Linked DNA regions of Mus musculus: region 1 is linked to region 2. The links are chromatin loops, found by intact Hi-C in ENCODE. Cell type or tissue: left cerebral cortex. All regions are shown on one strand. Links, peaks and the distances in the headings refer to the core of each region. The heading gives the core; the rest is flanking DNA. Region 1 has its middle 18 kb from the start of Lin28a. Region 2 holds the start of Sh3bgrl3 (SH3 domain binding glutamic acid-rich protein-like 3).

Evidence for each region. A loop is a pair of places that touch in the nucleus more often than their neighbours do. Peaks named below come from ENCODE experiments on the same cell type or tissue, not always from the same donor. Only the 100,000 strongest peaks of a DNase experiment are listed, where the experiment ranks them.
Region 1: a loop joins it to region 2, with 12 times the contacts of the local background. A loop is called at or near these places in 17 of 42 quality-filtered maps.

Annotation. Positions count from the first base shown.
Region 1 is chr4:134,030,677-134,042,242 of GRCm38, forward strand. No RefSeq gene overlaps it. Among named protein-coding and RNA genes, the nearest start is that of Lin28a, 18 kb to the left of the region's middle. In left cerebral cortex, for the core only: a CTCF peak has its summit at 5,468 (motif pointing right); DNase peaks (open chromatin) are centred at 5,488 and 7,055.
Region 2 is chr4:134,118,946-134,130,511 of GRCm38, forward strand. It overlaps Ubxn11 (UBX domain protein 11), which reads left to right. Exons shown (of 15, transcript NM_026257.3): 9 at 4,447-4,658; 10 at 4,897-4,974; 11 at 5,889-6,009; 12 at 6,121-6,224; 13 at 7,262-7,335; 14 at 7,421-7,561; 15 at 7,641-7,835. The coding sequence ends at 7,812. It overlaps Sh3bgrl3 (SH3 domain binding glutamic acid-rich protein-like 3), which reads right to left and starts at 9,788. Exons shown (of 3, transcript NM_080559.2): 1 at 9,671-9,788; 2 at 8,973-9,140; 3 at 8,461-8,861. The coding sequence starts at 9,718. The coding sequence ends at 8,796. Cep85 (centrosomal protein 85) reads right to left here. Exons shown (of 14, transcript NM_144527.3): 14 at 10,913-11,566. In left cerebral cortex, for the core only: a CTCF peak has its summit at 5,191 (motif pointing left); DNase peaks (open chromatin) are centred at 3,449, 5,421, 7,311, 7,778 and 3 more places; H3K4me3 peaks cover 1,234 bases; H3K27ac peaks cover 5,016 bases.

The DNA.
Region 1 (11,566 bases), core at 1,190-9,189, 89 kb before region 2:
AAATGAACTCAGGACATCTGGAAGAACAGTCGATGTTCTTAACTACTGAGCCATCTCTTCAGCCCCCTGGAACTCCATCTTTAGACCAGGCCTCGAACTCAGAGATCTGCCTGTCTCTTTCTACCAAGTGCTGGTATTAAAGGCAGGCACCACTAATATAGTTTTGAAAGCCAGGGAGAGCAGAGCCTTACAGAAACAGTGAGATAAGGGTTTAGAACAGAGCAGGGTATTTGAGGAGCAGTCAGAACATTTGGCTCACCTGGTGTTATGAGACAAGACATTTCCTGGGGAGCCACAACACATGTAAGTCATCCCAGAGTCAAGGCTATCAAATGTCACGTGTTTCGGGTCTTCTAAGGCTATGATAACACATCGTGACCAGAAGCCACTCAGGGAAGAAAGTGTTCATTTCAATTTATAAGTCTCAGGCCACACTCCATCCCTGAGGGAGGTCAGGGCAGGGACTTTAGGCAGGAGCCTGGAGGCAGGAACTGAAGCAGAGGCCATGGAGGGTCACTGCTGACTGGCTTGTTCCACGTGGCTTGCTCAGCCTGCTTTCTTATACAATACAGGACTGTCTTGCCTAGGGATGGCACTGACCATTAGGCTCTCCCACACAAATCATTAATCAAGAAGGTGCCCTAGAGGCCTGCCTCTTGTGAGCGCCTGACTCGCCAGCAAAGCAGACGCCACAACAGGATCCTTCTGCACACTTATTGGGAGAGCTTGATTGCAGAGGCGAAAAGACTCCAAGCTCAGAACTGGTGCTGCTTATATAGGCCTAGGAGAGGTATGTCTCACACCGGATTGGTTATGCATTCTATCTCATTTGCATATTCCTCATCTGATTGGTTATTCTCTCTCAGTACATCACTGAGCCTCATTATCATACCTCATTTGTATGTCTCTCCTCTGATTGGTTATTCTCTCTCAGTACCTTGCAGAGCCTCATTATCATGCCCGGGCCAGGCAGTGACTTGGTGAAAAACTTTACTGCATATGTACACATTGGTTGTTCACCCAGACTTATGTATGGTGGCCAGCAGTAGCCAGTGTCACCTTGTAATGCAATGGCGTATGTGGCTTCCCACACCTGCCTACAGGCCAACTTTCTCAATTGTGATTCCTCTTCCCAGGTGACTCTAGCTTGTGACAAGTTAACAAGAAAACAAAACAAAACAAAACAAAAAACCAAACTAGCCTACACATTTAGGCCTTTGCTTCTCTTCATCTTTTAACTGCAGGGTGTCTGTGGTTTCAGAAGGCTCACAGAGAAAACACAGGCATAGTGCTGCGACCCCACTCTCCCTCCAGCCTCTACCGAGAGTTGGTGGCACTGTGAGGTTCTGCACACAGATGTCCCCACCCATGTTCTGTCAGGAGGAGCGGGCTGGACTGGAGATGCTCACGGTCATGTTCCACAGGCCTTGGATATAAGGCCATCTGTGCTGCCCAAGTAGGTTTGGCTTGGCGACCACCGTCGTCTAGCAGACTTCTGGCAATGAGAAGGACAGTCGCTTCTTCCATGGAATTGAATCTGATCTCTGGAGACTTTACCCACTGGCATCCTTAGGATGAGTCCTCTGCCAAGACTTGGTGTTGGAGACCATGCTTTGAGTTCAATCCTGGTCCCCCCCAATTGTGTGGCTTCCGACAAGTTGTTTTTGTTTTAATAGTCTCAAAGCCGATCTCAATTGGCTCCCATCTCCATGATCCCTGACCGCCTTGTGAATGGCTGCATACTATCTTGTGCAATGGTTTTCCAACCACAAGGTGATTTCCCATTTATTGTCTAGATCTAGAAATCCCAGCTGCCAGAACAGGACGTGTGTGTGTGTAGTTAGGTCAGGTGAGGCAGGTCTCTACCCTGGTTCCATGCCTTATTTCCACCCTTCTACTTCCGTGACTTATCCATCCCTTCTAATAATAAGAGAATAAGTAATAATCTCTCGCTCCAGTACCCTTGGCTCTCTCTTCCTGGTATTTCCCTGTGATCCTGGCTCTACATAAAGAACCATTTCCTAGACTTTCAGTTTGTTGATCGCTGTTGTTATTGTTGTTGTATTTTATTTCTTTAGCAGGGCTTCATGAAGTCCAGGCTGGCTTTAGTTTTCGATGTAGCCAAAGATGGCCTTGGACTTCTGATTGTCTTGCCTCAGCCTTCCAACAGACACACACCATGCTCAGCTTCACTATTCCTTTATTGTTGTTTCTCTCTCTCCCTCCCCCTCCATCTTTGCCCCAACTCCCCACCCCTGCCACCTCTCTCCTTTCCTCTTTGCCTGGCTAACCTGTAACTCAGAATATTGGACAGGCTGCCCTTAAACTCAGATAGGCACCTGCCTCTGCCTCCCAAGTGCTGGGATTAAATGTAAGTACCAGTACTTCCAGCCTTTTTGTAAGAAACTAGATTTATGTATTATATTCTAGGTATGTGAGTGTTTTACGTTTGTGAGTGTATGTGTATGCCTCGTACCCATGCAGGTCAGTTCTAGGTCTCCTGGGAACTGGAGGCTGATTGTGAGCTACCAGGTGGGTGCTGGGAACTGAACCCAGATCTGACCCTCTGTAAGAGCAACAAATGCTCCTGGTACCGGCTCTCCAGCCCGTCTCTTTTATTTACGTTTGAGACAGAGTCTCACTCTGTAGCCCAGATTGTCCTTGACACTGGGGCACTCACTCCTCCTGATTCAGAATTCTTTCTAAAAAATTCATTTTATTAGCTCGTCATTATTTTTCTTTTCTTTTTTCTTCTTCCCTCCTTCCTTTCTTTTCTTTCTTTTTTTTTCTTTTTTTTTTTTTTTTTTTTTTTTTGGTTTTTCGAGACAGGGTTTCTCTGTACAGCCCTGGCTGTCCTGGAACTCACTCTGTAGACCAGGCTGGTCTCAAACTCAGAAATCCACCTGCCTCTGCCTCCCGAGTGCTGGGATTAAAGGCGTGCACCACCACACCCGGGTATTTTCTTTTTTTTTTTTTTTTTTTTAAGGAGTTATTTATTTTATGTGCCCTGGTGTTTTGCCTGCATATATGTTTGAAGGTGCCCGATCCTCTAGAATTGGAGCTACAGACAGTTGTAAGCTGCCATGTGGGTGCTGGGAATTGAACTCAGCCCCTCTGGAAGAGCAGCCAGTGCTCTTAACCACTGAACCATCTCTGCAGCCCTCTTATCATCATCATTAGCGTACGTGGGACATAAGGACATGCATGTGAAGTCAGAGGACAACCTTGTGATGCCACCTCTGCAGACTGAACTTGGGTTGGGAGGCTCTGCGCAGTGTAGCACCTTTGCCAGCTGAGTCTTCTCTCTTTAATTCTGCTTCCTCCTCGCAAGTGTGGGGACGACAGGCATGAGCCACCACACCTGCCCACCATTCATATTTTAGGCTCCGACAAAGCTGTTACTTCATCTGTTCAGGGACCGCTTTATCTCACCCCTCACCTTTGCCCAGGGTTCTTTCAGTTCTGTGCGCTTCTAGGACAGGATACTTGCCTGACTCCATTCTAGTTGCCTACTTTTCTTTCCCAGTGACTATTAGAATATACTCAAGAAGGTAGGGTCTGTGTTTGTATTGCATATGAAGATCCAGCCCAAGACTTGCTGTAATTCCTTGTTATCTATTTGCCGAGTGGAGAAATGTATGGTTCGTCTAAGTTCCCACAGTTAGTGATGGCCACAATTAGGATCTACATTTTTACTTTCAAGAATTCCCTTTGCCGTCTCCTAACCTAACCTACTTTATTACCTCACCCCTCTCAGCCTTCCTTAGAATCAGATGTGTGCTGAAGGGGATGGCTCAGCGGGTAAAGGTGCTTGCTGCTAAGCTTAATGACCTGAGTTCGATCCCTAGGATCCACATGATGGAGTTGTCTAACTCTTTCACGTTGTTCTCTGATCTCCACATGTATTTTAGGAAGTGGGTATACACACACACACACACACACACACACACACACACACACACATACCACACACACACACAGAGCAAATAAATAAGTAAATGTAATGATGATAATAAAATCAGATCAGATCTTAGAGTTCTGGGGTTTAGTCCTTTCTTCTTATGGATGAGAGCACCAAGATCCTAAAGGTTTGGTGGCTCGGTGGCTCACTGAAAGCCGCAGAGCAGATTGTACTCAGACTCTGCAATCTCCCCTGAGTATGGGTTTGGAGCCTTCTCCATCATCAGTGCCTTTGCAAGTGTGAAGTACGTTCATTATCTCCCTGAATTCTAGGAAACCAGAAATCATGGATTTCCAGGGCTTTGTCCTGTGGGTGAGGTGGCTGTAAATTAATCCCTGGAAGCCCAGCTTTTTGCTCCCTAGACACCTCAAAGTCCAGATACCCAAAGTCTATTGTGAGACACGACATCAGTTTATCATGAGACACGCCATCAGGGCAGGATTGAGGAAGAAGTGTATAAGAACATGGAGAGTCCAGGACTCAGATGTGACAATCAGCCTGCGGCCCATCCCCAGTGTCCTGGGGTCCCTTCCACCTCCCACAGTGGCAACATGCTCCTGGCCCTGCAGCTGACCTATTGGGCCAGAGATCAATAAGCTGGACTTTGGCATCAGCCCCCTTTAGCTCACCAGCAACAACAAAGTGCTCAGAAGAACTAGCAGGACTCGGGGTGGTTAAGTGACCATCGCTTTTCCACAATTCTGTCTGATTGGGGGTATAGTGGGGTGGGGGTGGGGGTAGGGGTGAGACCCACATGGAGTGACACTGTGGCCTCTTCTACCATCCTTCCTGCTGGGGAAGCGAGGACCTCTATCTCCCCTTGACCCTGCTCTGGCTCCTCTTCAGAGCCCCTCCCCTCTAGATGCACTTGGAGTGCATAAACCAGGGTATTGGGATAAACTGACTCTTCAGGCAAAACCAGTATCTGGCAACTCCGAGTTCACCTTTGTCTAAATATCTCAGCACAGGAGACTCTTCATTCATTATCCTCCCTTCCCCCCAAACCAACGCACCTTTAGTCCCTATTCTGCCAGAAGGCTCTTATTTCAGGAAAAAAAAAAAAAACCCAAAAACAAACAAAAACACTCTACGCCCCCAACCAACTTCACATACTGCTGCCCCTTGTATCTCCCCCACCCCCCACCCCAGTGCCTCAGCCAATCACTCTGATTGATTGATTAGGGAGGAGGGAGAGAGAGGATCGATGGAAGAATCTGGTCCTATTCTAATTCAAAGCTAAAGGTCCAGAAGGGAGGGATACTAATTGTGGGTAGAATTGGACAGTGGTCGCTGGAGCTTGGGCCAAAGCAGTCTGCAGAGTGGGGGAGGGTGGGGATAAAAGCCAAACAATTGGAAGTCAGGACTAGATAGATACCGAGGTTGGGAGGAGAGTGATCCTAGAGTTGATCAAGGAGAACCGGCCTAAATCCTGAGGTGAGGGTTCCCAAGACGACGCCTCCCAGCTCAGTGACGCTGTTCTGGGCTGTTGGCATTCGATGTCCAGCAGGGGGCGCTCGCTCCCCACACGGCTCTTTTCCTTAGCCACCAGTTCTTTTGTTCATTCATTCCTTTGAAAAGGTCTGCGTGCCACTGTGTGCCAGGCACTGGGTACCAGATCCAGTGCGCGGACTGGAAAAATACGAGCGTGAAAAAGACACACAAAGTTCCAGACCTCGTGGCACAGGCAGGGTAGGATGACAGCGAATGGATAAGTATAGCTATTTAATGTTGGGGACAAGAAACCACACAAAACTCCTGAGAAATAGATTTTTAAACTGAGACTTAAGAGAGGCCTAACTCTTTTTTTTTTTTTTTTTTTTAAAGATTTATTTATTTATTATAAGTACACTGTAGCTGTCTTCAGACACTCCAGAAGAGGGCGCCAGATCTCATTACGGATGGTTGTGAGCCACCATGTGGTTGCTGGGATTTGAACTCTGGACCTTCGGAAGAGCAGTCGGGTGCTCTTACCCACTGAGCCATCTCACCAGCCCCGAGGCCTAACTCTTGACCAGGTAGAAAGTGATGAGGAGGAAGAAGAAGGAGAAGGAGAAGAAGGAAGAAGAAGAAGAAGAAGAAGGAAGAAGAAGAAGAAGAAGAAGAAGAAGAAGAAGAAGAAGAAGAAGAAGAAGAAGAAGAAGAAGAAGAAGAAGAAGAAGAAGAAGAAGAAGAAGAAGTGCTTATGTGGTGTGTGGTGGGAGGAGGTTTGGGACACCTATGTGGGGGTCGAAGGTGAGGCAAAGGAGAGTAGGGAGATGGGGGTGAGTGGGCAAAGCCTGGTAAGACCAATTCCGCTGAGGGCCAGAGCCCTTTCTGTTGCAGAATCCATCTAGCTGGAGCTCCAGGTCCCTCAACATTCCACCATCCAATTTTCTTGGCAGTTTCTCCCACTCCGCTGATCCCGGAGGCTTTTCTTGAGTAACCAAGCACCACAAATCTACTCCTCAGAAATGAACAGATCAGAGGTGTTCTCAACGCCGGCTTTTGCTCTCTCCTTCCTGGGAGGAAATGCCGGGATGACATTTTAATTACTACTGGAAATTTAACATGTAGATAGATAGCCAGGAGCTAACCAGTTGGAAAACGGCAGAGCAATGAGCCAACCTACAATATTATTAGTGTAATATTTGATGGTGCTCTCTCTCTCTCTCTCTCTCTCTATATATATATATATATATATATATATATATATATATTTTAATATTTGTGACTTTTTCAGCTTTTTGAAATTTAAGACTTGTACACATTCACTTGAGACACATGTCTATGATCTTGAATTCTTTTCCTTTTCTGTCTCAAAGGACTAACAGTTTATCAAGTGTTCTGCAAGAGGACAGCAGGCTGGGCAAGAACTAGAATACCACACCCCACACTCTGTGTGTGTGTGTGTGTGTGTGTGTGTGTGTGTGTGTGTATTGTGCCCATCTGTGTGTCTGTGAGAAAGCAGAGAAACACATGGGTGCCTCCCTCTGTCACATTTTGCCTTACTCCTGAGAGACAGAGTCTGTCTCTGAGCCCGAAGTTTGCTAGGCAGGATGATCAGGGAGGTGACAAGCGTACATGCCCAGCTCCTGTGTGGGTTCTGGGGATTAAACTCACTCCTCATGGGGCTTGGCAAGTGCTCTTCCACTGGGCTGTCTCCCAGATCCTCTCTCCTGTCTCATTGGAGTTGGCATGGTCTCACACACTGGGGTGGGCAGGGCCTCTCAGTGTAGCCCATACTAACCATGAACTTCTCCCATCTCTGCTAGGCAAGCACCTGGTCCATGAGCTACACCCCAGGAGAGGTTCCTCTCTCTCTCTCTCTCTCTCTCTCTCTCTCTCTGTGTGTGTGTGTGTGTGTGTGTGTGTGTATGTGCACAGTAACTCTGTAGGACTCAAGCTGCTGTCTATCGGTCCCAGTCAGCTTTAGCTGTCAACTTGACACAGCCTACAGTCACCTGAGAAGGGAGCCTCAGTTGAGGGACTGCCCAGATCAGATTGGCCAGTGGATATGCCTATAGGGAATTGTCTTGCTCAAGCTAACTGATGTAGAAGAGCCCAGAGCACTCCAGGTGGCAATGTTCTCTAAGCAGGTGACTCTGGACGTACAAGAAACCCAGCTAAATGTGAAGCTGCGAGCGAGCCAGCAGCACTCCTTGCCTGTCTGCTTCACGTTCCTGTCTTGGGTTTCTGTCCTGACTTCCCTCGGTGATGGCCCTATATGTATTTCTCACAACCTACTTCAACAAGGGTTCATCCTCCCCTCGAGCCCACCACCCACCAGAGAGAGTGGGAAAGAAAGGTGATTAGGACACAGGGGAAGTGGACATGGTTAGAAATCGTTCTTTGGGGCGATTCCAATCTGCGTTGTTCTCAGTGCAGCCCCACTAGCTGACACCACACACGAAGCAGCAGCAGCAGCAGCAGCAGCAGCAGTTTGATCCAGAAGAAACCCAGAGACGTGCCAATCATCCAACGTCCCTCAGAAGCAGCAAGAAGCTGCAGGAGTCTCACAAGAAGTTATTTGGTGAGTTTCTTTCTATGAAGTTACAACAATTGAAGCTCAACAATGGAAAATGAACCAATACATGCATGTCAACAGCAAAGACTTGTGAGTTGGAGCAAGGTGAGCCAAAGCTTGAGCTCCCACTGTCTGCGGGGTCATATTTATATTCTTTCTAATATCAGGTGTCCTTTCACATGCCTGCTTTAGCAAAACATCCTTTCATCTGTGTTTGCTTCAGCAAAATGTTCTTCCACCTGTCTGCCCCAGCAAAACAACATTAGAACCTGAGTCTTCAAAGAAACTAGACATTTCCCCTTTATGGCCCCTTCTGACCTCTGCAGGCACCAATCTCGAATGTGATACACACATATGCATGTTGGCATAACACTTATAGATGTAACGTAAGTTTAAAGTAAATATTTGTTTTTCTTCAAAGTATATGGGTGTTTTGCCCACACGTATGTCTCTGCACTATGTGCACAGGGTGCCCGAGGAGGCTGGAAGAGGATGTTGGATCTCCTGGAACTGGGATTACAGATGGTTGTGAGCCACTTATATTGGGGACTGGGAATTGATCTCATATCTTCTGTAAGAGCAACCAGGATTGGGTATCCTTCAATTGGATTTGTCTGATGTTTCTTCATAATCAGATTCAAATTACTTTTTCTTGGCAGGAATATCATCAAAGTGATGTGTGTTTCTTCATACACACCAAAAGGTACATGATGCCACTTTGCCGAATTTGGGGGGGGGTTGAATTTGGGTCACATGGTTGGGGTGGTGTTTGCCAGCTTTCTCCAGGACAAGCCACTATTACCTCTTTGTAATTAAGTATCTTATAGGGACAGTCATTGACATTATATAAATATCCAATTTTTACTAAACTTTCAACAAGTAGAGTGGTTTGGTTTGGTTTGGTTTGGTTTTTTAATACAGACCTGGCTGTCCTGGAACTCGATCTGTAGATCAAGCTAACCTTGAACTCACGGAGAACCACCTGTCTCTGCCTCCTGAGTGCTGGGATTAAAGGTGTGCGCCACCACTCTGACTGGTTTTTCTTTTGTTTTAGTGGTTTATTCCTGTGTGTGTGTGTGTGACTGTTTTAGTGGTTTACTCCTGTGTGTGTGACTGAGTGCCTGTGCTTCTGTACATACACAGAGGCAGGAAGACAGTGTTGGATTGCTCAGAGCGGGTGTCACAGGCAGTAATGGCACACCTACCTTGCTAGGTGTGTGGTGGGGTCTGAGTGAATGCTGTCTCTCTCCCGTAATTGTGTAGTCTCTTAACTGCTGGGCCATCTCTCTAGACCACTGTCTCAGTTATCTTTTGTACTGCTGGGATAAAGCACTGTGACCGAACACAATTTGGGAAGGGAAAGGTTTCTTAGGGTTATTGCTCTGAGCATACTCCATCACTGGGGAGGTCAGGACAGGAGATTGAGGCAGGAACCTGGAGGTAGAGGACATGGGGGAATGCTGCTTACTGATTTGCTCCTGTGGCTTGCTCAGCCTGCTTTTTTGGTTGGTTGGTTTGTTTTGTCTTGTTTTTTGTTTGACTCAGGACCACCTGCCCAGGGGTGGGGGTGGGGGTGGGGGTGAGGGGAGTGGCCTGTCCTCATATGTCAACTACCAAGCCAGAAAACTCTCCTAAGCCAGGTGCTGGCACTTCACACCTGTATTCTCAGCACTCGGATGTTTGTGAGTTCAAGGCCAGCCTGGGCTACAGAGTCAGTTCCAGAACAGCCAAGGCTACACAGACAGATACTGCCTCAAAAAAACAAAATAAAAATAAATAAATAAAATAAAAATAAATAAAAGAAAGAAAAAACCTGCTCCCCGACTTGCCTACAGCCAGTCTTTTAGAGGCATCTTCTCAATAGAAATTCCCTCTTTCCAGATGGCCTTAGCCTATGTCAATTTGACAAAAAAAAAAAACCAAAAAACAAAAACACCAACTCGATCTTTTATTATTAACCATGGCACGCGGGGAAGGAACCCAGGGCTTTCTACATACTGAGCACACACTGACCAACACCACTTCAATGACTTTAAAATGTTTACTTTCTTTCTTTCTTTTTTTTGTTTTGTTTTCTTGGTTTTTTTTTTTTTTTTGAGACAGAGTTTCTCTGTATAGCCCTGGCTGTCCTGGGACTCACTCTGTAGACCAGGCTGGCCTCCAACTCAGAAATCTGCCTGCCTCTGCCTCCCAAGTGCTGGGATTAAAGGGGTGTGCCACCACTCCTGGCTTAAAATGTTTTCTAAAGATGGGTTTCATTTTATGCGTCTGGGTGTGTGCCTGGTGCCCACGGAGGTCCGAAGAGGGGGGTCATATCTCTGGGAACTGGAGTTGATGGTTTATGTCGCCAGAGGTGTTGGGAATCAAACCGGGGTCCTCTGGAAGAGCAGCCATCATTCTTAACCATTGAATCATGGCTTTGGTTCCAGGGACTGCTTTTTATGTTACAGAAAGGTGATTTCTTTCTTCCTCCTTCCCTCCCTCCTCCCCCTCCCCCACTCCTTGCTTCTCCCACTCCCACCCCCCAACTCTCTCTCTTTCTAGGTGTAACATCATGGAGTTACCCATGTTGCCCTCATATGCATGAATGAAGCTTGGTGACTTTCTAGGTACACTGTCCCTCTGTGTGTATCAAAAGAAGCAGTTTCTATTGCCCCACTGTAGCCATCACGAATCCCCTTTCTCTCTCTCTCTCTCTTTTTAAAAAATATTAATTTATTTCATGTACATGAATACACCAGAAGAGAGCATCAGATCCGTTTCAGATGGTTGTGAGCCACCATGTGGTGCTGGGATTTGAACTCAGGACCTCAGGAAGAGCAAGCAGTCAGTGCTCTTAACTGCTGAGCCATCTCTCCAGCCCCAATGAGGATTACCATTCCCCACTGCCAATCATCTGTTAACTGAGCCTTTCTTCATTCATTACTTTATTTTGCAGTATGAGGTATCTAACCCAACCCCTCACATGGCGCTAAACTCTACCACTGAGCACCACACCCAAACCACAGTCAAGTTATCTGAGGTTTAGACCCTCCCAGATCCAGGCAGAATGAGCCGCCTGCAAACTGGTCCTCATGTGACAGCTCTTCATCTCTCCTAGTGTTTAAATCACATCCTTGCTTCCTGTCACTTCGAGCGGTCCCAAGTCAGGACCTCTGATGATGTGAATGGGAACCCTGCACAGGGGAGGCAGACATCTCTGCAGCATCCTTCAGCCAACTCAGGCCTGTGAGCAGGAGAGGCTCTGAAGCCACTGCTGAGGGAATAGGGGAACAGCTGTGAGAAGTTAGCACACGCCTGGCACACAGCCAGCCAGTCAGGGACCTGCGTGCTCTTTTTCTTTTCTGGTGTGACCAGTCCTGTGAACCATTCATGTGTGGTCAGAGCCCAGCTGATTATCGGAAATGGGCTGTTAATGACTTAGCCAGAAGCATCTGCCCCTGGCAGAGGATGGAAACAGATGAAACTAAACCGGACCTGGCTATGCTGGGAAGGAAGCAGAGGGGAAGTCCAGGGGGAGCTGAACCTGGAAGCCAAGCAGCTCTGAGGGTGGGAGGGGGGCCTCGGGGAGGACACTCAGGGAGGAGGTCGGAAGCAGGGGT
Region 2 (11,566 bases), core at 1,577-9,576:
GCTGGGGGAAGAGGGTTGAAATGGACTAGATCCAGAACTTTTGCCTTAGGAAGGAGTCAGTTTCTCCATGAAGGGGGCCAGCAGAGGGGAGCCTGGAATTGGGGTGATGTGCAGCTGAAACCCCCCAGCCTCTCACCAGGATACAAGTATCACATTGGCTGCTGTGTCATGTGCTCTGGCCTCAGCACAGAGCAGGTTTTGGGCCTGGGTGAAGAGAACATTCGAGGCTTGGTGCTTGTCTCTTTCCTGTCTTTCCTCAAATTCCCACCCTTCCTCCACATCGCCCGCCTGTCTCTTACTAGATCCCTACCCCCACCCTAGCCTCCGGCCCAAGCCCCTGCCCTGGTGCTTCTCACATTCCTAGGTCAAGAGGCCATATTGGCAGCCCTGCTTGATTTGCCCTGGCCTAGTCCTGGGTAGGCGAGCTTCCCCCCCAAACTCACTTTTATCCTGACATTGCCCCTCCAGCAGATCCCCACAGACACTGGGGCTGCTGCCGTAGCTGTGCCAGTGTCTCATGGGAAGAGCAGTGCTGGAACAAGGGGTTTAAAGGCTCAGGCTACATGTTCTAGGGGGCAGCCAGCAGGCTCTGAACTCACTGTCTCGTCCCCTGGTGACACCCAGGAGCATGCAGTACAGTGCTTGGCACAAGGAAGGCTATGGCACCTGGGGAACTGGGACAATCAGTCCCCCAGAACAGCCCCAAGCTGGACTGCAGAGGTCAGGGTGAGAGCTGCAGGCATCAGGACAAACCTGTCCAGGTTGAGGGTGTGCTCGGGAACTACCCAGAGGCTCAGAGCACATGCGAGCAGGGAAGTGGCTGGGGTAGGCCTGGCTCGCAGAGTTGTGGTAACAATGGCTGTTTTCTGATGCGAGAGGCTGAGAGGTGGACCATCTCCAATCCAGCCCCAAAGTAGCCAGTCATCCTTCCAACAAGCCTGCAGGGGGCGCCGCTCATCCTGTGCCTGCTGTGGGCTGTGCAGAACACACAGGGCCTCTGGGTATCTACCATTGCTGTTTGGCACCCTGACTTCTCTAGGGATGAGCCCGAGGGGAGGGGACTCCGGGAGGGCGCTGGCAGGACTTTCTGAGCCTAGCAGAACCACACTGCTCCTCCAGGGGTGGACAGTTGGGTCAGCACATGCTTCTGGGGGTACCCCTGCCCCCCAAGCCAGGCTAGGGTTCAGTGCTCTAACTGGTGTTTAAAAAGTGCCCAGAGTAGTTGGAAGGCAAATGATCATACCCAAAATGGCGAGAATGTGTGACCAGGGCCAGGAGCAAAAGAACCAGGCAGGAGTGCATGGGGTAGCCTGAGGCCAAGTAAGTTGGGACAGACAACAGCAGCCACCCTCTGAGCTTCGGGGCTGCTCTTGTCCACCTTTTACATAAGAGGAAGTTACGACTCGGAAGCTTAGAAGCTTGTCCCAGCCTACAGAGCTCACAAGCAGCAGCCCTGGCTGTGTGGCCTTGCAGGGCCAAGAAAGAGTCAAGGAGAGAGGTCAGGCCAGCACTTGGGAGGGGGAGGAAGGAAAGTCAAGAGTTCAAGGTTCATCCTCACAGTGTGGGCTACCTGTCTTAAAACAAAAACTCCTAAAGTGACACGAAGTCTCAGAGGTCTTCCCTCACACTGTGACCCTTCCTAGAAAGGGGTCCTAAGTAGCTGTTTCCCAAGTGCCACCACTGGGCAGCTGCTACCTACATAGAGCTGAGTGAGTCACGTAGGTCCTGTAGGGCTCACATGACCTGGAGCATGGTACCTCACAAGGCCTCCAAGGGCCATTAAGTCAGGTCCACTGACATGATCTTGAGGCCAGGTCAGGGTTCTTTTTTTTTTTTTTTTTTTTTTTTTTTTCTGAGACAGGGTTTCTCTGTATAGCCTTGGCTGTTCTGGAACTCACTCTGTAGACCAGGCTGGCCTCTGCCTCCCAAGTGCTGGGATCAAAGGCGTGTGCCACCACGCCCAGCTCAGGTCAGGGTTCTTAACCTGCTCATGCCACAAAAGGGACATGTCTCTCCGTTAGCTTGAGCCAACACAAGGCTGGCTTCTTGGCCTATACTGTCTTGTGTGGAAGCTCCTGCTACAGGCTACAGTTTTCTCCAAATGAAGGTTTCTTTTGAACCTTGGCTGTTTGGCGAGTGCTCTCTGACTTATCTCTGCCCTGGGCTGGCCATAGCAGGCTCAACCTGCCCTACTTCCTGAATGTTTCTCCATGGAGCTGTGCTGCCTCCGCAGGTGCCCAGTCTCTCCCGCCTGTCCATTGACCCAGTGGCAGCCCAGCCCACTCTACCTACTCTGTCCTCTCCTGGCCAGGGCTAGATGTCCTTTTCAAGGCAGAAAGCAGACCAGTTCCCACTTCACTAAATGTCCTGTCTCTCTGCTGTCTTCCTCCACATCTCTTTTCTATCTAAATGCTCTGCCACATGGGTCCATAGCCCCTGTCCTCCAGGCCAGTATTCTGAGGCAAACTTTTGCCATCAGTATTTCTTAGTACCATCCCAGGGACTCCATCTGTCCCCTTGCCTCATTACCCACCCTGTGGCTCTCCCTAAGCCTTGGAGCGCTGAGGTTGCCTGTTTTAGATAGCAGGCTTAGACCTCACTCTCCTTAGTTGTGGGAAGAGGTACGGGGCCAGTTCCTGAAGTCATTGTAAAGAAAACTCATGTCAGTATCATTGTGGGGCAGGAGGTGCAATACAGCGGACTGTTGGTGGTCACACAACAGGGAAGCCCAGTGGCAGGAGGAGCAGGCATAGCCTTTCAGAGAGTAGCCAGTGCCGGGGAGAAGGGAGGGCTGAGGGAGGGCCTACAGCTCAGCAGCTGCAGAGACAGCAGGAAACAGCCCCTCCACCTGTACTTCCACTTGGGGGCGAGCAGTTAGATCCCCAGTGCCCTGACCTACATCCTGCCACAAAATAGCTCTCAGCAAGCTCACAGTCATGTCTGCTGAATGCTTGTCCTCTTTTGTTGTTGTTGTTTTAAGATTTATTTATTTTATGTATGTGAGTACAGATGGTTGCGAGCCTTCATGTGGTTGTTGGGAATTGAATTTTAGGACCTCTGCTCACTCCAGTCAACCCTGCTCCCTCCGGTTGGCCCCACTTGCTCAGTCTCTGCTTGCTCTGGCTCAAAGATTTACTTATTATTATACATAATTATAAATTACTATACATAAGTACACTGTAGTACTACAGTAGTCTTCAGCTACCCCAGAAGAGGGCATCAGGTCCCATTACAGATGGTTGTGAGCCACCATGTGGTTGCTGGGATTTCAACTCAGGACCTCCGGGAGAGCAGTCAGTGCTCTTAATCGCTGAGCCACCTCTCCAGCCCTGGGGCATTTAACAGAAGCTGGCCAGCAACCCCTCTGCCTGCCATCCTTTTATGGCACCTTCCTGAGTGTCCTGGTTTCTCCCTCTCCGCCCCTAGAACTGTGCAGGGCCACGTGTGCAGCAGTTTCCAGAGGAGTCCAGAACCTTGGCAGATGCTCAAGAGTCTGTAACCATCTGGTCAGCAGCTGCCCCCACATCCTAAGAGCCATCTGTCCCCACCCTTCCCCTCCCTCCCTGATGATGCGTCTGGGTTCTACTTTCTCCAGCCTGCCAGGTGGCCTGGGGTGTGTCACCTTTCCTTTTTCTAATGCTGTTTCCTCATGAATCAAGTAGAGGTTAAACAGCCCCTGCCTCCCAGCCTTGGGGTTGGCCTGAGGAACATTTGTACAAGGTAGAGCTGATGAACTTGGAACAGTTCAGGCTGTTCCAAGTTAGCCCTCATGCGGCCACTTCCTTGGCGCCTTAGAGCCACCCAGAACATTGTGGTAAGGCCAGCCAGGAAGAAGTGCAGGAGCTGGGATTTGAACCGTGAAAGCTTTGATCCAGAGCTGGGAGCTTTGCCAGCCCAGTGCCCAACACTCTCTGGCCTCAGTTCCCATCTCTGAAAATGTGAAGGAATATGAATAACCCTTACAATGTAGGATCGGTCATAAGCAGAAGAAATGGGATGATGGATAGTAAGCCCCTGACCCAAAGCAAGTGTCCCGCTAGGTGTGGTGACACACATGTAATACTAGCACTTGGGAGGTGGAGGTAGCATCAGGAGTTCAAGGTAAATAAAAAGTTTAAAGTAAGCTGGGCGTGGTGGCGCATGCCTTTAATCCCGGCACTCGGGAGGCAGAGGCAGGTGGATTTCTGAGTTCGAGGCAAGCCTGGTCTACAAAATGAGTTCCAGGACAGCCAGGGCTACACAGAGAAACCCTGTCTGGAAACAAAACAAAAAACAAAACAAAACCAAAAAAAAAAAAAAACCCAAAAAAACAAAGTTCAAAGTAAGTATCCAATAGCTGCCATTGTTAGCTAGTGTGGTGAAACCTCTGCTCAATGTGGGAGGGCCCAGAGCTGCCAGGGCACACAGCAGCCACAGAGGCTCATGGGCATCTATCCCTTTTGCCAGGGGATTCTTTTGTGCCCCCCGAGGTGGACTTTGACAAACTGATGGCCAGTCTACAGGATCTGAGTGAGCTGGTGGAGGGAGAGGCCCAGGTGACTCCGGTGCCTGGTGGGGCTCGGTTCCGTACCCTAGAGCCCATCCCGCTGAAGGTCTACCGGAATGGCATTATGATGTTTGATGGGCCCTTCCGGCCCTTCTACGATCCCTCCACGCAGGTAGGATGGAGCTCTGGGTCCATGCCTACTCACACTCACGCCTGCTTAGACATGGTGGGGTGCCACTGCGAGAGCGTGCCCTCCACAGAAAACACAGGTCCCACCCCTCCAATCTCAGAGCTCCCAGTATTTCCAGAATATGATGTTTATGGCTTGCCAACTAAACAGGTAGCAGGCTTGGCATGGCATGGCATGACATAGATGGCTGCAGAGGCCTCACCTGTTCACTCCCCTGCAGCGCTGCCTCCGGGACATACTGGATGGCTTCTTTCCCTCAGAGCTGCAGAGGCTGTATCCTGATGGAGTCCCCTTTAAGGTAAGCAGCAGTTCTCAACCCACCCTTTCCCTGTGCAGTGTTGGAGAGAGTGGGGTTAATAGTTTCCTCAGGGAAATAGCCTTCCTAAGAGGGAGCCATCCACGCAAGGGACCCACCCATCCAGGATGCCCTGCAGGAGGGGGAGCTGGGACCGCAGTGAGGAGGCCACGAGGCTCCCCCAAGCTGAGCAGCTGACAGTGCCCTCTGCTGGCATCTTGAAGGTACTACATTGCCAATGGGACCACCATTCTGCCCACCCTTCCCAGCATTCAGGGCACCTTAACAGCGCAACTGCCAAGGGATCTGTAATGCGCAGTGGGCCTAGTTTCCCCTACAAGCTTCTGAAGCCACGTGGTTCGGGTAGAAGGCAGGGCATGAGTTGCAAACGCCGAGAAGAGGCAGAGTTGGCTGGGCTGCAGGGACAGGAGATGAGCCCATCTGTCGCCAGGGCTGAGTGGGATGAAGGTTGTCCTCGTGGGGAGCAGGAAGCAGCAGGCTCCAGAGGCGGGTTATCTCCACAGCGAGGGTGTGTGCTGTCATGATGCACAAGATAGCGTGAGTCATGACTGGGGGTTTTTGAGGTGGCTGTGAAGAAAGCCTTGAGACTATGCCTTGACCGAGCAGCTGTGGTGACCTGCAGGGATGGAGTGGGAACTGCAGACCAGACCGGAGCAGCAGCTCTGCCCTCTCCTGACATTCAGACCCCCAGTGGAGTGGGGAGGGGGTCTTCAGTACTATGCCTTCAGCTAGTATGAGTAAGAAGGGTGCTTGCATAAATAGGGCCTGAGTGTGAACTGGGGTGCTCTTAGATCATCCCTTGGGTTCTTGAGACCTCTGGGCAAGCAGGAATGGGGGTGAGGTTTCAGGGCTGAAGAGTTGGGCTCCCCACTTCTGTGGCCCTTTTTCCCTGTCAGGTAAGTGACCTGCGAAATCAGATCTACCCAGAGGATGGTCTGGGCCAATTCCCAGGTGAGGGTCGTGTGGTGGGCCGGCAGAAAATGCGCAAGGTCACAGACAGGGTGGAGGAGACTTCAGGTAAGCGGGACCCCAAGGTTGGCTGGGGGGCTGTGCAGAGCAAGCTCCAGGTGGCCTCTCCCAGCACTTACAGTTCCTCCTGGGCCAAGGCTCCCAATGCCCTCCCTGCAGGCTCCAGGATGACTGCTGAACAATTCCTGAACAGGCTTCCCAAGTGTATAATCCGACAAGGCGAGGTGATTGACATCCGGGGCCCCATCAGGGACACCTTGCAGGTGAGGCCAGCCCTAATTACCCAGCAGCCTTCTGCAGGGGACTTTTATCATCAGCCCTGGCTCAGCCTACAGTCTCTTGCCAGAGGCAAGGAGACCCTCAGAACTAAATCATGTCTCTGTGGAGCTGGTGAGGACTCTGTACCCCGCCACCCACAGGACAACTTGGTTGGTGGCTACAACTGAGGGGGTGAGCCTGTGGACCTAAGGCCCAGGTCCCGCGTGTTCTGGAAGAGCTTGGCCCAGGTGCGCCTGGCTAATGTCCCGCAAGCCTTTCAGATGCAGTTGTCTTCTGTCTTCACTCCCATTTTCCCTTCCCAAGTCTCCCCACCAAAAAGTGGGTGTCAAGCCGCATGCCTCCTGACATCCGTCTCCTTTGCCCTTTGCTGCCTTGTCCAGTTTGGCCACCCCTTGAGGTCCTCCCTGCAGCGCACTGCCCATACCTAGGCTCCAGTATCTCACAGATGCCCTTTCTGGGCCGGCCTTCCTGCTTCATTTCTTCCCGTACCAGCCATGTGCCCCAACAGCTTTCTCTGTTGGCATTGTCTGGGGATTCTTGGAGAAAACCAAGGTCACTGTCCTGGCATTGAAGACCCATTTTGTGACACTACCCTCTCTATCTGACTTTTCCTTCCTGTCCGCCTGATTTGCTTCCTTGCTTCAAGAGCTGTCAACGGCTGGCAGTTTCCCAACTAGACCCCTCCTTTCATATTCCTGTGGGTCAGGGTGATCATACCGTAGGGAATGTCCTCAATTCTGTTCCCTTTCAGATGACTGCAGGCTAGGTTAGGGCCCCAAGCCTGGCCACCATCTGGGCGGGCTTGTTTCCCACGCTGGACTTGGAGAATGACAATGTCACCGTCCAGAGCCTCCTTTCCTTTTCTTTTCTTCTTGGGCCTCAGCTGACACAGAACACCTCAGCTCTTTAGCTCACTGGTCCCATCTATCCCTGCTCAGAGATGAGCCAGTCCTCCCTGAGGGCGGAGGGAATGATTTAGGTGAGACCTAGGCTCCAGCCACTCTCCATGGCTGCCTTCCAGAACTGCTGCCCAATGCCTGCCCGGATCCAGGAGATCATAGTGGAGACACCTGCCTTGGCTTCTGAGCGGCAGAGGTGAGGGCGAGGCAGAGAGATGGGAGCAGGGCGGAGAGGAAAGGACCAGGGAGCTGGGGAGCGCTGAAGGCCTCTGGATCTGCAGGAGCCAGGAGTCACCTGACATGCCAATGCCTCTGCTCTCCATGCTTCGCATCAAGTCCGAGAACGGAGAGCAGGCCTTCCTGCTGATGATGTGGCCTGAGGATACCATTGGCGACGTGCGGAAACTCTTAGCACAGGCCAGGTGGGTATAGGGCAGGACTAGGGCTGCAGGGAGTTCCTGGCTCCACGGCCTGGCCTGATGTACTCTGCTGGCCATCCAGGGACATGGATTCAGCTGCCTTTGAGATCTTGAGCACCTTCCCGCCCACGGTCTACCAGGACGATACAGTGACTCTGCAGGCCGCAGGCCTGGTTCCCAATGCAACGCTGCTGTTGCGGACCCGCAGAGCCCTGCTGTCGAACCCCATCTCCCGCCCAGGCTCACTGCCCTGAATAAAGTGCCGCCCCTGACATAAGCTTCACAAGGCTCTCCAGAGAGGGGTTAGGCCTGTAACTGTAGGGAGGGGGTGGTAGAGATGCTCAGGCCTATAACTGGAGCCCCAGCCGGCATAGCCACTGACTCTTTGTCCCCTGGGTTCCTGTTCTCCAAGTTGTACTAAGTGAATCCAGTGGAGGGAGTGGCCAGCCCTAGCTGGGCTGACATTCTCTGTCTCAGCTGGGTCAGGGGAGCCTCAATGGGGGCGAGGCCTCTGAAGACAACCAGATGCATGTAGATCCACAAGCTCACATGGATACTTTCTCCAGAGTGTGCACAAAACCAGTGCCACAACTACCCCCATGGACCCAATCTAATACTGCTGCAGCTGTACACGCCCCCATCACCCCCCTACACTGAATCAGTCAGCTCCAACACGGGAGGCAGCCCGGGGGCAGCCACCCTCAGGCAGGCAGGCAGGCAGACAGCAGAACCTACATGGGAAACAGGGTGACTCAGCCATCATGGTCATGTGCTGCCAGCCAGCCATGTGTTCCACACACATACACACATGCACACGCACACGCAGCGGCAGCCCTGGGACAGTCCAAACACCACCAGAACTATCTGCCTCTGCCAGGCAGGGACCCGGACACCACAAGCAGTCAGCACCAGAGGAATGGACATTTAATTGTCTCTAGGGCACTCCTAGGATGGGGATGCGGGGCCTTTGGCAGAGCTCTGGCTGATGGAAGCAACAGAAATGCTCATCAGACAGGGCCAGGCAGAGAGGATGCCCCAAGGTGTGGCTGGGGACAGCCATCGTCAGGGCTTAAGACAATCTTTTGAGACTAGTTGGTGAATAAGGAATGTTGCCTCTGGAGGAAGAGGAGGCGGCTGCGGAAAGGGTCTGGGTCTGGGTTTGCAGATTAGGACGACAAGGAGTTGGTTACAAGGCCTGGTGAAGAGCTAGCTGGATAGGATCGGTGGCCATCCTGACTCAGGCCAGCTTCAGGAACTCCTGCAGTGTGTCCTGCTCCACGGCCTCCACGAAGAGTTCATAGTCCTGAGGAAGGGAGGCAGTCACCTGAGTCGAGGTGCAGGGCACCCCAGTTGTTTGCCCAGGTCTGACCCTGGCTGCAGTCCTCCAACACCTCCCAGAACCCAAACCCCATACCCCACAGTAGTGGTTCCCGTTGACAATCTGAGGTGGGGTAGCTTTGGGGTTGCCAGCCAAGGTTCGCATCTCATCTCGAAGGGCGTTGTCCTGGGAGATGTCCACTAGCTGGTATTGGATCCTCTTCCCATCTAGGATGCGGGTCACCTCACTCTGCTGGGACTTGATCTAGGGGCGGAGGATTGACAGGGTTGGCAGGCAAGCTGAAGGATTTGTGGGAGGAATTCCTTCGGGTGTGAGCAACAGCTTCTATCCTGCCCACTCTGAGGGGAGGTTCTGGCCACTAAGGGATGGGAAGGGTCCAAGGATAGACAGGTAAACTACTAGAGTTTCAGAAAGAAGACGGGCAAGTTCTGTGCATGACAGGGAAGCTAGACTCGGCGAGGGGCAGGCCCTCTCTACAAGACACATCTCCTCCTCCACAGCCGCACAGTGGAGAGGAAGCGGGATTAAAGCGGTCGGGGGTTGGTGCAAGAGAATGGATGGCCCTATACTGGGGGAATGAGCGTGGGCAGCTCACGCTGGGGATGCCGAGGGGCCCTTGGTGCGGGGGTTCAGGCTGGGCCCAGCCCTTGGACCAGACCTGGGAGGCCATACCCCGCACCTCACTGCTTCCATCGTGGGGGCGGCTCCCGGGCGCTGGTCGGAGCACAGAGACGGCCCACCCTCTCCGGGCGCCGGCCCAGGCACACACTTACTTCTCGGGAGCCGGTGACCGACGTGCTGTAGACGCGCAGGCCACTCATGCTGCAGGCGGGGGACACAGACCAACTGAGGGACGGTGGGAGCGGCAGCTGCACGGCTAGGAACTACGCTGCCGCCGCCGCGCTTGGGAGCGGTTTCCTTCCTGCTCCGCCCGCGAGTCACTGCTCTCGGGACCAATGAGCTGCGCAGGCGGGTAAGGCGGGGCCTGCATGACCCCGCCCTGCTCCGTGGCCTGGAGCCGGGAGGACCCCTGTCCTCTGCAGCTACTTGGCTCCCCCACTTCCCCCTCAGCCCCATGCTGGGGACCGGCTAAAAGGCAGAAAAAGCTGGGAAGGCAGGCGGACCGGTTCAGTTAAAAGCTTTCCCCAGTCTACCCGGGTTGTGTACATTCAGTGGCCAAAGCAGTGCCACCCAGGTCTCCCGGTCTCTTAATAGCACAGCTCAGTATGGAACTTTGGAAGGCGGGTCAGTTCGCAAGCTTAGACAGCAAGGGCCGGGGGGAAAGCTGTGGTGGGGCGCTGGAGGGCGGGGAGGGCCAGTGCAGCCAGGACATTTTCTCTAAAGCACCTCTCCACTCAAACAGGCTCAGACAAGAAAGGGGTGGTGGCTGTAAGCGAGGGGGTGGGGGAGCGGCTCACACCCTTCAGGAGCCAGGGGGAGGAAGTAGGCTGCGGGACAGCGAGCGTGCTAGTGTGCGGAGTCAAAGGCTGGTGCCCCGACTTAACCTGGCTTGCACTGGCCCTTGGCACAGCTATTTTTGGGGTGATCCCAACTTAACTCTACCTTTACATTGCAAATGACACCCCACATCTTTGAACTTTAAGAATTCAGCTAATGAGATGGAAGAGAGTCCAGCACCCATTCCAACTGTGGATCAAGCTCTGTCAGGTTCACTATAGGCCCCAAGAGTAGACCTGGGGCTACATAAATAATGGCGCAGGAACAACACAATTCTGCTGCCTGCTGAGGCAAACTGCCTGTCTGCTTCTGGGGAAGTCATTTCCTCAAAGCCACAGAAACCCAGAAGCTGCTGACCTCTGAGAGGTGTGCAACTTTGTAGTGACAACTGGCGGCGGTTGCTCTCTGCAACACAGGAGTGTGGGCAGAGACTAATCTGTCGCCACCCAGAGCAGAAGTGGGAAGACTGAGCCTCCACACTGGATCTGCCTAAACTCACTTCAAAAGAGTCACAGGCAGGCTGGCAGGGGACGCTGGGAGGCACTAGGAAACCGGAGTGTTTGTTAAATGTTTTATTCTGTAATCAAAATAGGCAATACAAACCAGTCGACTTAACAAAGAGTCATATAAATAACTTTATAAACTTTACGAAGAAAAATACCCGTGAGCATGGAGGCTGGGCTCCCGATAACAGGGTGGAAACCAACCAGGAAGCTCTGTTTTAAGGAGGCAGCAGCCCGGAGGCTGAGGGGATGGTCAGCTGGGTGTGATTACTCTGAAAGGTAAGCCACTCCATAAGAAAACATAAACTTGTTAAAACACTGGCAAAGCGGCCCCTCAGGCCCTGGAGGTCCATGGTGCTGTTAACAGCCCCAAGGCTTAGCAGAAGTCCTGTCTGCACCCCCACAACTACTTTACTCCTCATACATACAGGGCCCTTGGATCCAAACTAGAGGAGGTTGAGGGCTGGCCAAATAACCAGATACAACTGAGACGATCCCTAAATTGGGAGGCAAGAAAAACCAGAAAGCTAAGGCTCAAAGGCCTTAGAGAAACACAAAACACCAGAAAACACTCAACACTTTTTTTTTATCTTAGGTGCTCCGAACTGTCAAGGTTAGAGCAGGAAAAGGGAACCCTCCTAACCCCAAATGAGAGGCACAGTTCAGAGGACAGCGACAGCGCCCAGCCTTAGGAAGGACTGAGCAGCC